3 separate regions of the Homo sapiens genome follow, and all the other regions are linked to region 2. A link is a loop called in an ENCODE intact Hi-C map of the cell type or tissue named here. Cell type or tissue: GM12878. All regions are shown on one strand. Links, peaks and the distances in the headings refer to the core of each region. The heading gives the core; the rest is flanking DNA.

The links. A loop is a pair of places that touch in the nucleus more often than their neighbours do. Peaks named below come from ENCODE experiments on the same cell type or tissue, not always from the same donor. Only the 100,000 strongest peaks of a DNase experiment are listed, where the experiment ranks them.
Region 1: a loop joins it to region 2, with 9 times the contacts of the local background. A loop is called at or near these places in 1 of 110 quality-filtered maps.
Region 3: a loop joins it to region 2, with 6 times the contacts of the local background. A loop is called at or near these places in 1 of 110 quality-filtered maps.

The regions. Positions count from the first base shown.
Region 1 is chr2:214,736,496-214,738,995 of GRCh38, forward strand. All of the region lies in intron 9 of BARD1 (BRCA1 associated RING domain 1), which reads right to left. Among named protein-coding and RNA genes, the nearest start is that of BARD1, 72 kb to the right of the region's middle. RefSeq lists enhancers at 733-782, 823-1,022. In GM12878, for the core only: no CTCF peak of the experiment used is centred there; a DNase peak (open chromatin) is centred at 946; H3K27ac peaks cover 1,948 bases.
Region 2 is chr2:213,230,083-213,236,490 of GRCh38, forward strand. No RefSeq gene overlaps it. Among named protein-coding and RNA genes, the nearest start is that of SPAG16-DT, 51 kb to the right of the region's middle. In GM12878, for the core only: no CTCF peak of the experiment used is centred there; a DNase peak (open chromatin) is centred at 3,159; H3K4me3 peaks cover 1,072 bases; H3K27ac peaks cover 2,500 bases.
Region 3 is chr2:212,728,313-212,734,720 of GRCh38, forward strand. No RefSeq gene overlaps it. Among named protein-coding and RNA genes, the nearest start is that of LINC01878, 64 kb to the right of the region's middle. In GM12878, for the core only: no CTCF peak of the experiment used is centred there; a DNase peak (open chromatin) is centred at 2,859; H3K27ac peaks cover 288 bases.

The DNA.
Region 1 (2,500 bases), core at 1-2,500, 1.5 Mb after region 2:
ATGATATCTACTGTATCGAATGAATGGCTAATGTCTAATTGCAGAATTAAGTAGGCTGTGCTTGTGCCAGCTGCTTCTCCATTTTATGGGTTTATTTGACTGATTATTTACAAGAAACACATTAAAATGGCATCTATTCCTCCTGAAAACATGCTGGCATTAGTCAATCAACAGAATTTAACCTTAATAGATACTACAGTCCAGTAAGTATGGCATCAAAAAAATGAGATGGCAGATACCAACAGAGCAGCATGGTACTTCCATGAGAAGGAGCCAGTGTAAGTCTTAATTCATTAAATATTCTGTTTCATGGGAGTTATGTAGTAAGTTTCTGTAAAGTAAAGCAAATCCAATGCTCTAGTTACAATGATTGAGTTAAACAAATACATTTCTCTAATATGCTTTTACTCCAAGCAACAATTTGCAGAATCCTGTGTCACCTAAGACTAACTAAGGAAGAATGAAAGTAGCTCTTTTTCTTTTCCTGAAAAGAAAGGATGTTTCCAGGTCTACAACTACATTTGAAGGGTGGCAAAGTGTTTTGTTAAAGTTGCTGTTATAGCATAGAAAATCTCTAGAATTTTTTCAAAGCTGGGAGTGACAACTACTTCAAGGATTGCGACTCAAATGCCTACAAAAGCCAGGTAGATTACATAAATGTGTGAAGAACCTGGTGTGAGGTGGTAGGAAGCTATGGAGACTGTAACAAACATCATGCCTAAATATATAAAAATTAATTATGTTAGACAAAACCAGACACTGTATTTCCTTCAGCCCTCAGAGTCCTCAGCCTGCCGATTTGAAACTTTTGATGCTTTGTCTAATCAACCTCTTTTATAGATAAGGAAACTTAAGTCCCAAGAGATTTAAGTGGCTTTCTCAGTGACATAACTGAGATGAGAACTGAAATATCCTCCATGTCACAGATCAAGTTTTTTTGTTCATCTTTATTTTTAGTTGGATCAATGTGCTTACTCAATCCGACATGCTAAGGTTGCCACTGTCTAACTTGTTATCTGAAACTGTGAGTTTCAGAATGATGACCTACTCCGGAGACAATACCACAGTTACAAATTCATATCAACTTCCTACTGAACCTTTTTTTAAGACAAATCAATTGAGTTGATTTACTGAAAAGTAAATAAGAATGAAATGCTTTAAAATAAACTTTCAGCAATTCAAATGGTGATACATTATCAATGCACTGGAAGAATCTACCAGCCAAACATTACTTAATTAACCCAAGCCTAAATAATGACTAACATTTTAAGGTTTTATTTACTGAATAAAAGTTAAGCAATCTGCAGCAAGAATTCTTAACCTATTTTCCATTTAAAACACAGTTACATTTTAAGATTTAAACTATTTTATATTTGTAATAAACAGTTAATAAAGTCCATAATTATTCCATCAGTTTAGTAGAAAGATGAACTCTTCTACTTCCTTTTGAAGAAAAAAAAAGCAAAAATACAAATATAAGACCACATTTTAGTTAGCTTTCTTGGCTAATAATTTCCTTACTAAAATTACCTTGCATGAGTAAGTTTACGTAAACATAACTTTTGCATATGCCAGAATGATACATACTTGAAAATGTGTCAAGCCACTAACCTTATAAAATGTATGCTTTATTTCATCTTTGTTACTTTTCATATGTTCCTTTATAGTTGAAGGTTTTGACTGAAGCTATCACTTCGCAGAAACAAACGGATGAACTACTTAGCTATTACAACTAGAGATTCTTTTAGCCCAGGTGTATTCCTGATCATGTTCTCCATTTCATGTAAGCTTTCCTTTTTTCCTGAGATCTTATTAATTTTTTACATATAGGTAAGCAGCCCCATTTCTAAAGTACTGATTAACCCAAAGTCATTAAGGTAGCTCTGTCTACCTTAGCAAAGCCTGGAATTTTTGCATAATAATGACGCTTATGAATTCCAGGGCTACAACACTTTTCTATAAAGAAACTTGTACTGTACAGAAGGTATTTTTTTATTCTAAATTGCTAATAACCACTCTCTCCTCCTACCTCATAAAAGCATATACATCAGTAGATGTATATTTCTGTTTTAGCTGCATGGACCACTGATGATGGTCATGGTTTTATATTAAGCTTACATTTCCTATAATAAAAAAAGATAACACAAATGCAAGGAAATTAAAAAAAGGAGGGGTGTTCCTGAATCCACAGTTATACAAAAATGATGAGAGAATACAATGAAGATGGAAGAAAACTTCAAAATGGAGATCTGTTAAATGTCCAAAGGAGGAGACGATTATTAACTCTGCATGGAAAGCCATACTTAGAATTTTCTCACTCTTCAAATCCCAGAGTAGTAAACAGATCCACATTTTAAAGAATTTTTAGGCCAGACCTGGTGGCTCGCACTTGTAATGCTAGCACTCTGGGAGGGTGAAGCAGGAAGACCGCTTGAAACAAGGAGTTCAAGAACAGCCTGGGCAACAAAGTGAGATCTCTGCCTCAACTAAAAAGAAAAAA
Region 2 (6,408 bases), core at 1,718-4,217:
CATCACACTACTCAGAACGGACGATTTAAAACGTATGAATTATTTTTTCCTGGAATTTTCAGTTGAATATTTTTGAACCATGGATAAATGAAACCATGAAAAGCAAAACCACCAAGAAGGGGAAACTACTGTATTAAGAGTGAACCTAAGGGTGACCATTGGTCACCACTGAGTTATCCTTCCCTTCCTTATCTGGCTGCTCACCTGAAGTAAATTGAAGTAAACACAAAATCAAATAGAAAAAATTGAAATATCAGTTTCTCATTTTCCCCACGAATGTGTTCAAATAACTCAAGTTTTCATTTGGTAAAACATGGAGCCTCAATTTCCTCGCCTATTAACGGTAGTAATAACTAACTTATAGAGTTGTTACGACCATTAAATAAAATTTGTGTCAAGTACCTAATGAGATTTAAGGAATTTGCCCAAGGTAAAAAAAAAAAAAAAAAAAGGTGACAAATTGCAGAGCCAGTATTTAAAACTGGCAGTCTAATCTCAGAGTATCTGTTAATACTTTGATACTATACTCTATTGCCTCTTGATGAATTCCTTAACGTTTTCTTCTCTAACATGTGTACAGCAGTCCCTACTTATCTGCTGGGGGTATGTCCCAAGAGCCTCAGTGGATGCCTGAAACTGTCTGGCATATAGGAGGTGCCTGGAATATAGAATAAGCAGCTATTCCCATGATTGTTGTTATGTCCTGGAGAGAGCTATATGTGTCCTTAGAGTAAGGAAAAGTGGCGAGTTGAACTTAGAATAAAAAAATAACGATTTGAAGGAAGCCATGGGTGGTTTAAAGAGAAGACTTCAATAATGCTTATGGCAACACCATGCAGATTTTTATTCACTTCTAGGGTTATTCAAATTCTCTCTTTCCTGCTATTCTCCTTGTTAAAATCTGCGTCCTTTTGAAGCATATGGGTAGGTATCATATTGTGTGTGAAAATTAAAGAGGCACTAGTCTAAAAATACGTAACCTGGATTCTATTTCTGGTCTAGCTATAGGCTCCTGTGAGTTTATTAATAAGTGTATACCTCAATTTCTTATATATAGGTATAAAACTAACTCCTTATAGAAATTTTGAAGTGATGATATAGCATCCATAGATCTCTGAGTTCTCTTGAAGTAAGCAGTGTATATAAGAAAGGTTTATATTATTAGGTCATATATGTTTCAGTTAAAAAAGTGCTTTGGTGACAGAAAAGCTATGCTTATAAACAGGAAACCGTGTTTATTAATGGAAATTTACTTTTTTGTGAATTTTTGAGTTTTTTAATATGTTTAATATATTGTTTAAATGATGTTTAACTTTTTTAAAATTAAAAATTATTGAACACTGATGAAAGAAATTTAGAAAATACCTACCTTACATCACCATGTTGACTTCACGTTGCTAAGGCAGACATGAGTTAGATTAACATTATGTAAGGACTTAAATTAATTGTTTCATTTGTCTTATTAAATGCATTTTATTAATGGTTAATGATCTTAATTCTCAACTTTGGAATTAGATAAATGAGCAAAGATTTTTACATTATTTTACCACTAGATTCTTTTACTTTTTATTATCCTAGGATAATAGGATAATTATTATCCTATATAATAATTGTATTATATAGGATAAATATTGTAGGTTCCTCTACAAATATGTGATAATCAGACATTCTAATCATCTGTGGAGGTTTAAATATAAAATATATTTAATATGTATATACATGTTAGGGCTTCGTCCCCACAAATTCTGTTCAGTTAGCCTGCCTTGGGAGCTATGCATTTAAAATGGTCCCCAGGTGACTCTAAAATGTGTCCCTAATTAAGCTGTCTTTTTGCTTTCATAGATCTTTTAATTCTAAAGGTAAGGTTAGCTTTTCTCTAGTATTAGCAGGCACAGCTGGAGAAAGAACATGCTATTGATTCCCCAGAAATTCTGTTTTCCAATCTTATGTGAGTTTGGCTAGAGTAGAAAAATAAGAATGTGGGAGATAATTAATAGAGTATCTAGATTCCTGAGGGCCCATCACCATGTCCACCTATGTACAAACTAGAACTGCTTTTGTGTTCTCTTGTTCTGCTTGATCCTTACAACATTTGCCCACCTGCTGAGTGAATTTTTAATACACCAGTGCGAGCATTTAGAGTTCTTGTTAGAAAATGGTTTGACAGCAGTACATGATATCTCAGTTCAATGTAGCAAAAATATTTGTGTTTTATGAAGTATTTTCTTGAACTTTGATATTTTTAGGTTTGCTTTTATTATATTACTCCTTAAATATAATAACTCATTGTAATATCTTAAGTGTTATTATAATGTAACAAAAATGATATGTTCTTGAGAGGGGATGGGGTTGCCTAACATACGGCCAGGAGTGGGCAAAGCACTCTGTAATCTGTAAATAATAAAAAAAAAAGTGGAATCAAATTAAAAATCACCTTCATGAATTTAATGAATCATAAGATGTTGATCCTTGCACAACAGTTTGTTATGCACACATTTTGCATACCACACCTTTTGCAAAAAGTTAAGTTCGCTTTTTTAGAAAGTGTACATAGTTCACCTTCATCCGAGGAGACGGTTCAAAATAACTGTGAAAGCAAGTTTTAAAAATAATTATAAACCTACCAAACAGTAATTGTAACAAAGGCAAGCAATGCAGAAATATGAAAAATAAAAGGAATAGTTGCCCTTCTATCCTGTACCTCATGTTACAGAGACATATACTGTGTGTCACTCCAGGACTGTATTTATATAGAAAAACACACATGCATATGCACACACACACACAAACACACACACTCTCTCTGTCTCTCTCACCAGAGGCTTATTTTTCTTTTAACAAAAATTGTCCCTTTTTACATGTGAAAAATGGTCCCAACAAATGTTTTAAGGCATTTCTTAGATGCCTAAAGATTAGGAAACACTGTGCTTGGGCTAATTTTGGGACTCTGAGGATATGAAGAGTGAAAAGCTGTTCATACCCAATTTTTCTGAATGTCAGGGAAAGGTACACCTGTTTTCAAGTCTTTACATCTCTGTGTCTCCCCAGGGGATAGAGCTTTTACTCAGGGGATTTCTGGTTGGGGGAAGAGGGTCTGCACCACAGTCTCACTCTAAGTGATTATTATCACACCGGTAAGTTTCCACTGTGGCTGCTGCGTGCAGGCTGTGAACACATTTGAAGTCAGCAGGGGACCGTTAGAAACCTCCCCTTTGCTGAGACGGAGCTGTAGAAACTTCTGCTTCACTGAAGCATACTTGCAACCTGCGGTCAGTCGCTTCTTTTTTCATGCAGTGCTGTTTTAAACTGTCTTCTATCCCACAGAGCAAAAACATACCCAACAAAAAACAGTACAAACAATCCCCATGAGTGTTTTTGAATTTTCCTCTGCTAATCTCATTGTTAATGGTATGAGGTCTTGCCAGGAGCCATTTGTGGTTTAGACACACTAAATAACATAACATTCACACAGTTAAAAACAATTAATATTAAGCATCAAATCAAAGGCTATTTGATGAAAAACATAGGCTAACTGACTTTTCTACCTATCTTATAGAAACGAATTTCATCTTTTTTACAGGTCTCTGATTGCTAGATGAGGGGGCATATTTAGTAATCTGCAGAAGATATAGGATGCTACACTTTAATAATGACATAATTGCATAAATTGCACACTAAGTTTGCATATTAGATTATCAGCCAAAGATTATCCTGTGTAAAATAAAAATGCTCTCCATTAGTTAGTGGAAAGTGATTCAAATCAACCTTGCCTTATCTATGGTTGTCCTTAGCTGGCAGTGGATTTAGCAGTACTTAAATCTCTATTTGGTATGAATTGAAAGGATGTTGTCCTTGGTTGACAGCACTGATTTTTCTATCAAAAGGAGTTTAAGTAGAATTACCATGTATAGTAGAAATTTCAGAAGGAATTTAAAAGTCATGCAAATAAAAAGGATCCCACAACCATTATCTCTAATCTACCCAGGACTAATTAAATTTCTGTTAAAAATACTTTGAAGTTCACATTGTATGCAAAACAGGATATGAGAAGTTTATGTGGTTACAGGTATTATTTGTCTTCCTAAATCATTAAAAAACTATAAGTTAGAGACAAATCAAATCCCACCATCAACTTATTTTGAAAACAGTGGTAGGTCATGGTGATGAGGCACATCCAGAAAGTTATTGGCTTTATTTATTTACTTGTCGTTTGTCTTACTAATAAATCATAACATTGTTATAAATCATAAGCCTTCAAAAATGATTGAGACTATAAAAAGTAATAATCATGATAATTTTGTTACTTTTACTAGTTTAAAAGACATCAGAACCACTAGTTAAATAAAGAAATTGCTAGTTTGAAAACAGACTGAATAAAAGCACATATTCTTTCAATTTATATTGGTTATGGATGCTGCCATTGGATTAATTTCATCTTTGGCATTTGTAATTAAAAACACTGACTTTATTATTTGGAGTACTAAGGTTGATTATGAAGCTTCAGAATTTTAAGATCTCCTTTATGTGATTTGGGGCCAAGTATTTATCTTTCTGAGCTTTGTTGATCTCCCTGTGAAAGAGACACAATTATTTCTACCTCATTGGGTTTGCTTTAAGAACAATGAAGAGTACTGGGCAGGAGAGGAAAATTCTATGCTCCCTTCCCTTCCCAAGGGAAAACAGCTTCCGCTCTTTCTTCTGCCCCCAAGGAGCAGGGACAGTGCTCTGACTGGCCTGGATTTCTCTTTAATTCATTGTTGATATTCCCTTTTCTTACTCTCCAGGTATTCTTCCTGTTTCTTTCCTACTTTTCCCTGCTGTTCCTCTTGTGTGTCTGGCCTTGTCAGGTCACTGTGAGCACAGCCTGCCAAATACTTACAAAATAAGAAGACCTGATGCAAGAATAGGAGATGATTCTGACAATCTTAGCAGGCAATTTGTGAATAATATAGTATTTAGGTTTTTCTGGTCTGAGGCTCTGCATCTCTGTTGTAGGTGTGTTTGGAGGCAGGGGTAATGAATGCAGAGGGATAAATCTTCTTATGATTGGCTGATCCTCATAATTTCTCAATTGGTTTCATTCATACTGTACTTAGGAGTAATTCCTTCAAGTAATTCCTGCTGTTAGCTGATGGAGCTTCTTTAATTTCTTTGCTGATGAGAAATTATACTGTTTTGTTTCTATTAGTATTTCATTGGAAAATATTTCACTGGAAAGACAGAGGAGACTGAGTCACATATTGTTAACTAACTGCTAGAGTGAACCTAAGGGCTCTAGAATTAAATGGAAAAGTGTTTTTACATAAGTAACATATGTTTATTGAAGAAAATTAGGAGACAGAAATGATTCAAAGTCATAAATACATCCTTACCACAAAATTTTATCGTATATTCTTCTGGAATATGTAGTTTATAGAATAATAGATGATATTACCTATTTAAATATTATTATATGTAGTATGTTATTTATGTATTATGTTACATTATACAATATAAACACTGTTATAATTTACTTTAAACATTTAGCATAACGTAAACGTTTTTCTATGTCAATAAGTGCATTTTAACAACAGCATTTTTAGTTATTATAGGACATTCCAATTTCCTGTTGTTTTGTTTTTCCTAACTTAACATATATTTTTTCAGTGTATTTGTTATTAACACTGCCATTTGGTTTAGTGATTGTAATTGAAGTTGTAAAGCATAAAAATATTATTTTTAATATTTGAATTCTGTTTATAAGAGCATGTCATTTTCACTATCACTACTTAATACTTTGTCCAGGTTTTTTCTTTTTTATTTTTCCTTTTCTTTTTTTTTTTTTTAGTGATATAAACATTTGCTTGTCCAATTTCAGTAAAGTGTAGGGTTCAGCCATTTGTCACCACGGGTCTGCATGTTTCTCTTTGCTTTTTCAGTTGAACCACTCTGACCTATAGGTTCCTAAAGTCTGAGAGTTTCTTTTATGTTCAACTTGAAGATCTATCAAAATGAATTGAAATCCTAAAATATACAACAGTGAAAAAAATAAATGTTAATTAAAACTACTTCTTTTCACAACTAATTGCTAAAGTAATATAATTAGATAGAAAGGTATTTTTGCTGGTTCAAGCTTTTATGAATACAAATACATATATTTCTGTCTCAAATCACTCAAGTTCATGGTTTTGCACTTGGTTTTTAAGATGAAACTCAGTATATTAATTACATGAGAGATATGACAGTGGTACTACTTGTAGTATTTTGAGATAGCCAAAGAAAGGGCTCTATACCTATGAAAAGTCCAATCTTGATTTATTCTCATTCTGTTCAGTTCACCTCCTTCATAGCTCGCTGAACCACAAGAGAAAGAATTTTCTGAAATGGTAACTTTGGCTTTTAAGAAATCACTTTGAGTCAAATCATTCA
Region 3 (6,408 bases), core at 1,476-3,975, 500 kb before region 2:
TTTTATTGCTAAATCTCTCTCATTCACATAATCACTATGATGCCAATAATTTGTTGTTAACATTTGCAGAAGCATTTAAATTGTAAAGGAGTATCCTAGCTCCAAATTGACCTAGAGATTCAATGCAATCCTGATGAAAATTTCCAAAAGGCTTTTTTTGTCAAAACTGACAAGCTGATTCTGAAAGTTATATGGAAATGCAAATAACCTAGAGTTGCCAAAGCAATTTCTTAAAAAGAACAAAGTTGAAATAATTAGCTACCCGATTTGAAGATTTACTCTAAACCTTCATAATCAGTTTGGTAGTAGTAAAAATTAGATATATAGGAAACAGAACAGAAATTCCAGAATTCGAGCCACACATATATAGTCATTTTATTTTTATTTATTTTCTCTTTTAAATAAAAATTCTAATATTCTTAAATTGATAAATAAAAGTTGTACACCATAAATATACACAACTTTCGTTTGTCTTTTCTGTGCTTCTATCAGTTCAAGTGCTTTCAGATTATGCACATAAGTGAGATCATGAGGTATTTGTCTTTCTATTCCTGACTGATTTCACTTAATGTGATGTCATCCAGGTTCATTCATGTTGTCACAGATGACAATATGTCCTGCTTTTTAGAAGACTGAATGCTATTCCATTGTGTAGATTATACCACATTTTCTTTATTCATTCATCCATTGAAAGACACATATCTTGGCTACTGTAAATAATAATGCAATATATATGGGAGCCTGGTAATTTTATTTTAAACAAAAGTCCAAAAGAGATTCAACAGGAAAAGCCAAGTCTTTTCAATAAAATAGAACAACTGGATATCTGCATAGAAAACAAACAAATGAAAAACCCATTGACTCTTACCTCATATTATAAACAAAAATTAAATAAATCCTACTTTTTTATTTTTTTACTTGTTTAAAGGCAGGGTCTCAGTCTGTTATCCAAGTTGGAGTACAGCGGTGCCATCATAGCTCACTGCAGCCGTGAACTTCTGGGCTCAAGGGATCCTCCTGCCTCAGCCTCCTGAGTAGATGAGACTACAGGTGTATGCACCACACCTGAATTTTTTTAATTTTTTTTTTATTTTTTGGTAGAGATAGGGGTCTTGCTTTGTTGCCCAGGCTGGTCTTGAACTCTGGGCTTTGAGAAATCTTCCTGCCTCGGCCTCCCAAAATGCTGGGATTACAGGCATATGCCACTATGCCCAGCACTTGCATCCTAGATCTAAATGTAAAAACTAAGCTAGAAAACTTTTTTTACCTTAGGGTCAGGGTCTTACTAATGTTGCCCAAGTTGGCCTCAAACACTTTGGCTCAAGAGATCCTCTCATCTTAGGCAATCCTCTTACCTCAGCCTCCTGAGTAGCTGGGACTATAGGTACATGCCATAATGCCCAGCTTAAAATTATAAAATGTATAAAATAACATATATGATAAAATATTCATAAGCCTCAGTTGAGCAAGTTTTTTTTCACTTTCACACATACTGACCACTGTCTTGGTGGAATCCCCATTCTGACTAAGGAGGCAAATATGTAAATAAGCAACCAATTTACAACATGATGAGAGGCACAGCAAAGATATATACAAAACACTATATGAACAAAATGGAGCAATTCATTAATTTTGCCTGAGTTTAAGACCTGGAAGAGAGGAAGAGGTGGAGAGGACAAAGAACAGATTTACAGAAATAAAATTTGATCCAGATTTTAGATAGAATTTGTAGAGTGACTAAGTGAACGTTCCAAATACAAAATATAGTATGTAAAAAAGTATGTAGACATAAAAGTATATGGAATATTTTCTGTGGTCAGGGAGAGTGACAGGAGTTGAGACTAGATAGGTAAGGGGGCAATAATATGAATGATCTTGTATGCAAAGCATTTCAATTTATCACATAGACAGTTAAGAACAGAGGAAGAGAAATGGCATAATTAGCTCTAGTAGCAGGAAGACTCATGAAAACACTACATATAATTAAATTATTTTTTAAAAGATCAAGGGAATAACAAATACAACATTCAAGAGAGTTCTTACCTCTAGGGAGAAGGAGAGTATAGGCTAGGATAGGGGCACATAGGTGGATGATGCAGAGCTAGAATTAGATCACTGTTCTTTTCTTGGGTTGGGTGGTATTCATGATAGGATTAAGTTTTAGACTTCAATACATGTTACATATTGTATTTTGTATGGATCAACCATCAGGTTCTTAAAAGACAATAAGAAGGAAGGTTGGATGGAAAGAATTAGAAAAAAGCTGTAGGAAAAGTTTGTAAAAGACATGACAAGGGCTGGAGTAGAACAGAAAGTGGTAATACTTGGGATGGATAGGCAAGGTTGTTGTGTGGAAGAAGCATGGAGAATGAAAAAGGAAAAGGTAGAGGTGATTTCCAGGACATTATCTCAGGAAATCATGTGAAAAAGAAAGCTCTTTGCTTATAAAAACATATTTTAGAAAGGAACTTCCCTAAGCCTTTTAAAATCGTACAATATATGTGACTGTTTATTTGATGTGTACAGAGAGTTAGCTCAGGGTTCTATAAAACCTCAAATATAAAGGCCTATTTCTTACCAACACAAGTAATAATATGACCACCACAAGGAAACATATATATGCATTTGTTATAATAACACATTATACTTCTTATAATACCACAGATTATAAGAAATCTTTTAAAAATCCATAGCAGCTTATCCTCCCATCTGTAAAAGCTGACTATCATTCTGCCTCTCTCACAGTATTACCCATCTATTAAGTGATCTAGCTCCTCTACTCGATTCGACTATCCCATGCACTCAGATATCTGGAACTAACAGGTTGAAAATAGACTGTCAAATTTCATGGCATGTGAAAACTCATATTCACATGAAAGAGCTGCAATAAGGGCTTTGTTGAGTCATTTCAAGCTTTCACTCCTTACTTGAGTAACCTGTGAGTTGAAAACAAATAGCTCCTCAATCTGACTTGCCTTGCTCCTGGCTTAATCAGAAGTGATTGAGGACAATAAAACTTTTTTTTTTTTCAGAGAATGAGACAATTTCTAAGAATATTTATTCTGATGAAATTCCCAAAGCAAGTTCGCATTTTAATTCTCTTTTGCCTTCATTAGAGGTTTTGATGCCAAATAATAAGAGTCTAGTGTAGAAACTGACAGGCTTTGATATTGATATTTGATTTGATATTGACTTTACCACATTCCCTACTCTTTTTTTCATGTTTTAGAGTCATATGAATTTAGAAGTGTTGAGATAGGCACAAATTTCACAAGTCTGCCAGAGTTTCATTTTGTAGAAGCATCTTGAGACGAATCTTATAGTTCGATACTGAAGTTTGAAAGTATCTGCTTTATATTATGTTCTTCTTAGCAGATAATTTTGACTTGTATTCAACCCAAGTTATTAGTTATTTTGTATCAAGTTAGAATAAACTATAGTAATTTGACTGTGTCAAGAAATCCTTACTTTAAAATGAATAGGAAAGTGTGGATAGGTTCTTAATTACAAAATACCTAGTTGGAAATTTTGCCTATATACCAATCAAACACTACTTGTAAAAAATAATTTACCTGTCACTTTTTTAAAAATTTGATTTAGTCTTTTACTCAGTGGTTCATAATATTTTCTTTTCTGTAGTTATTTTTATTTCTATAAGGCAAGTAAATAACAGTCACAACAATCTTATTTTATTGTTATTGTCACTACTACACACACACATGTGCACACACACAAACACATACAAACACACACACACCAAGAGTGCCTAATGTGTTAGCAACTATATGTGTGATTCTTTCTAATCTTACAGTGACTATCCCTATACCATTTCAGATTTGTATTTAGAGTAACGAGATTGTTTATTAAAAATATACTTTAGGTCAACTATTAGCTTAAAATATAATCATGTGAATGCAAGTCAATCAAGCTTATATCTTATAAACCTATTTTGATTTAGTTTAATCTAACCTTTAGTGAACTTTTACTCAGACTTAGCAAACAGCTAGAAACCATAAGGACTATTTTAAAAAGAAGATTCTTCAATCTGTTAGTTCTTAAAGAACTTAAACCTGATTGAGAAAACTACAGAAAATATGCATGCCAAGTAAAGGACATGGACATACTTACGATAATGTAGAACAAGCGGTGTACCTGAGAGAATGTGAGCAAAGAAATAATCAATACAGAGGGATGCAAAAAAACTAAGTTTTTATTTACTTTTTATTTTTATTTATTTATTTATTTAGACAAAGTCTTGCTCTTGTCCCCCAGGCTGGAGTGCAATGGCGTGATCTCAGCTCACTGCAACCTCCGCCTCCCGGGTTCAAGCGATTCTCCTGCCTCAGCCTCCCAAGTAGCTGGGATTACAGGCACATGCCACCATGCCCAGCCAATTTTTGTATTTTTAGTAGAGACGGGGTTTCACCACACTGGCGAGGCTGGTCTCGAACTCCTGACCTCAGGTGATCCGCCCACCTTGGCCTCCCAAAGTGCTGGGATTACAGGCGTGAGCCACCGCACCTGGCCGAAAAACTAAGTCTTTATAGATTAGGCAGGCATGCAAGAAATTCAGGAGAATTTCCTTAACTCACTCCTGGGACAGAGGATATACTTTCAAAAACAAAAAAAAATAAAGAAAACTTAAGAAGTCTTAGTAAGGTTGGTGACACAGTAACTCTGAGGTGAGCACTGAGGTTTTAGTTTAGATTATGAAATCGTTATGGACTCTATCAACCATAAAGCATGACAAACAGAGGGAGTCTTTTAAAAACTTGTTGAGGAACATTGCGACACTTGCAAGTTCTCCCTAGTTGTTAAGATAGAAAGGCACTGTTCATGAGGGGAATCCTTTGGAAGTCCTGTCTTGCTGACAGATAGGTCCCTTTGGTAAGATTTATTCCTGAGACTGGCTGATAAATTGTGTGTATGTGTGCGTGTGAAATTTAATAATGTCATTATGAATTTTAACATAGTTCTACCAAAAGGGACAAAAATATATCATCATTTAGAAAATTATACATTATGGGCTCTCCTTGCATAGGATCTCCTCCTCGCTTCCTTCTCAATCATCTGAAGGGCCTGCTCTGGTAATTTGGATGAGATAATGTGGCTTTTTCGGTTTGGTCATGGATTTTGTCATTTGGAGCCAGGGTTGTTCTGGAAATGAGGTGGCAATGTTGCTCTAACAGGCTTCTGAATTGTTCTCTGACCGAGATTATTGCTCCTCCTGGGCAGGAATCATGACATGTGGTTCGACTGATTTACCAGAAGCAGTAATTGTTTAATGTGAAAGTTGTCAAGCTTCATTTTCCTGGTGCTGCTGTGCTTGCAGAAATTTGGCTAGTGAGTTAGAGAAGAAACCAACTGGGAGAAGAAATCAATGCTGCCTGAGTGCCACCTTCCTGCTGCCCAAGATACCCTTTAAAATGCTCCGCCTGTTTCTATTCTCTTTAATTCCCCTCCTCCTTGGCTGTGCTGTATTCTGCAGTCTTCAATTCAAAGTCCTAATTGAATGTCTCCTAAATGAACAGGTACTTACCTCAACATTTCCTGATTCTTCCTAGGTAATTCTACCTGGCTGTCCCACAAGAATCTCAGTCTCAATATATCTAAATTGAACTTTCCCTGAAAAACCAGCCCTTTTTCCTGACTTCTATATTTATTTTAATTGTTGGACCATACATATAGCCACTCTGACATGAGCCTTCAAAATGATTTTGACAGAATAAAGGGAATGAATTCAGTGGGACAGTCAGGAAATACTCCCAAAAGAAATTTGAAGTGGAATTCAACACAAAATGTAGGGGTCTTCCTTAATTTTACATTGCCCAATAAATTTAATGTAAATGTGTTGTTCACACAGACAATACCTCAAATTTAGTTATAAAGATAAAGGTAATTCTAGAAACAGTCTTTGGTTTCTCAAATATCTGAGTATTTGCAGTGCTGGTAAAGTAGAAGGTTGGTAGAATATAAAAAGATGGGCATCAAAGAGTAAAAATTTGCCAAAATTTCCCAACAGTGTTATGGAAAAAGATGCCTGAGAGTGAACATTTATGTTTTAAATATTTTGGCAGACATTCTCTGATAGCAACAAATGCATTAATCTGTCATGATTATTATACTAGCAATTTAGACTATCAAAACTTCTCCTCCAATTAGTTAACTCTTTGCTAATTATTACCACATAAACTTATCATAATAGACAGGAATCGATAAAAATGAAGATAATGTCATCTATTGAAGGATATTGTGAAAATTCAATCAGGGATCATGAATGAGTTGACACTAAGAGTCAACTTCATGGAAGGACTATTGCCCAGCAGCTATACTTTCTCTAGGGCAAGTTTGGCTATGCACGCCCCGTTCCCAGGCTCCCAAGGCTGCAGGTCATGGCACCCTATCCTT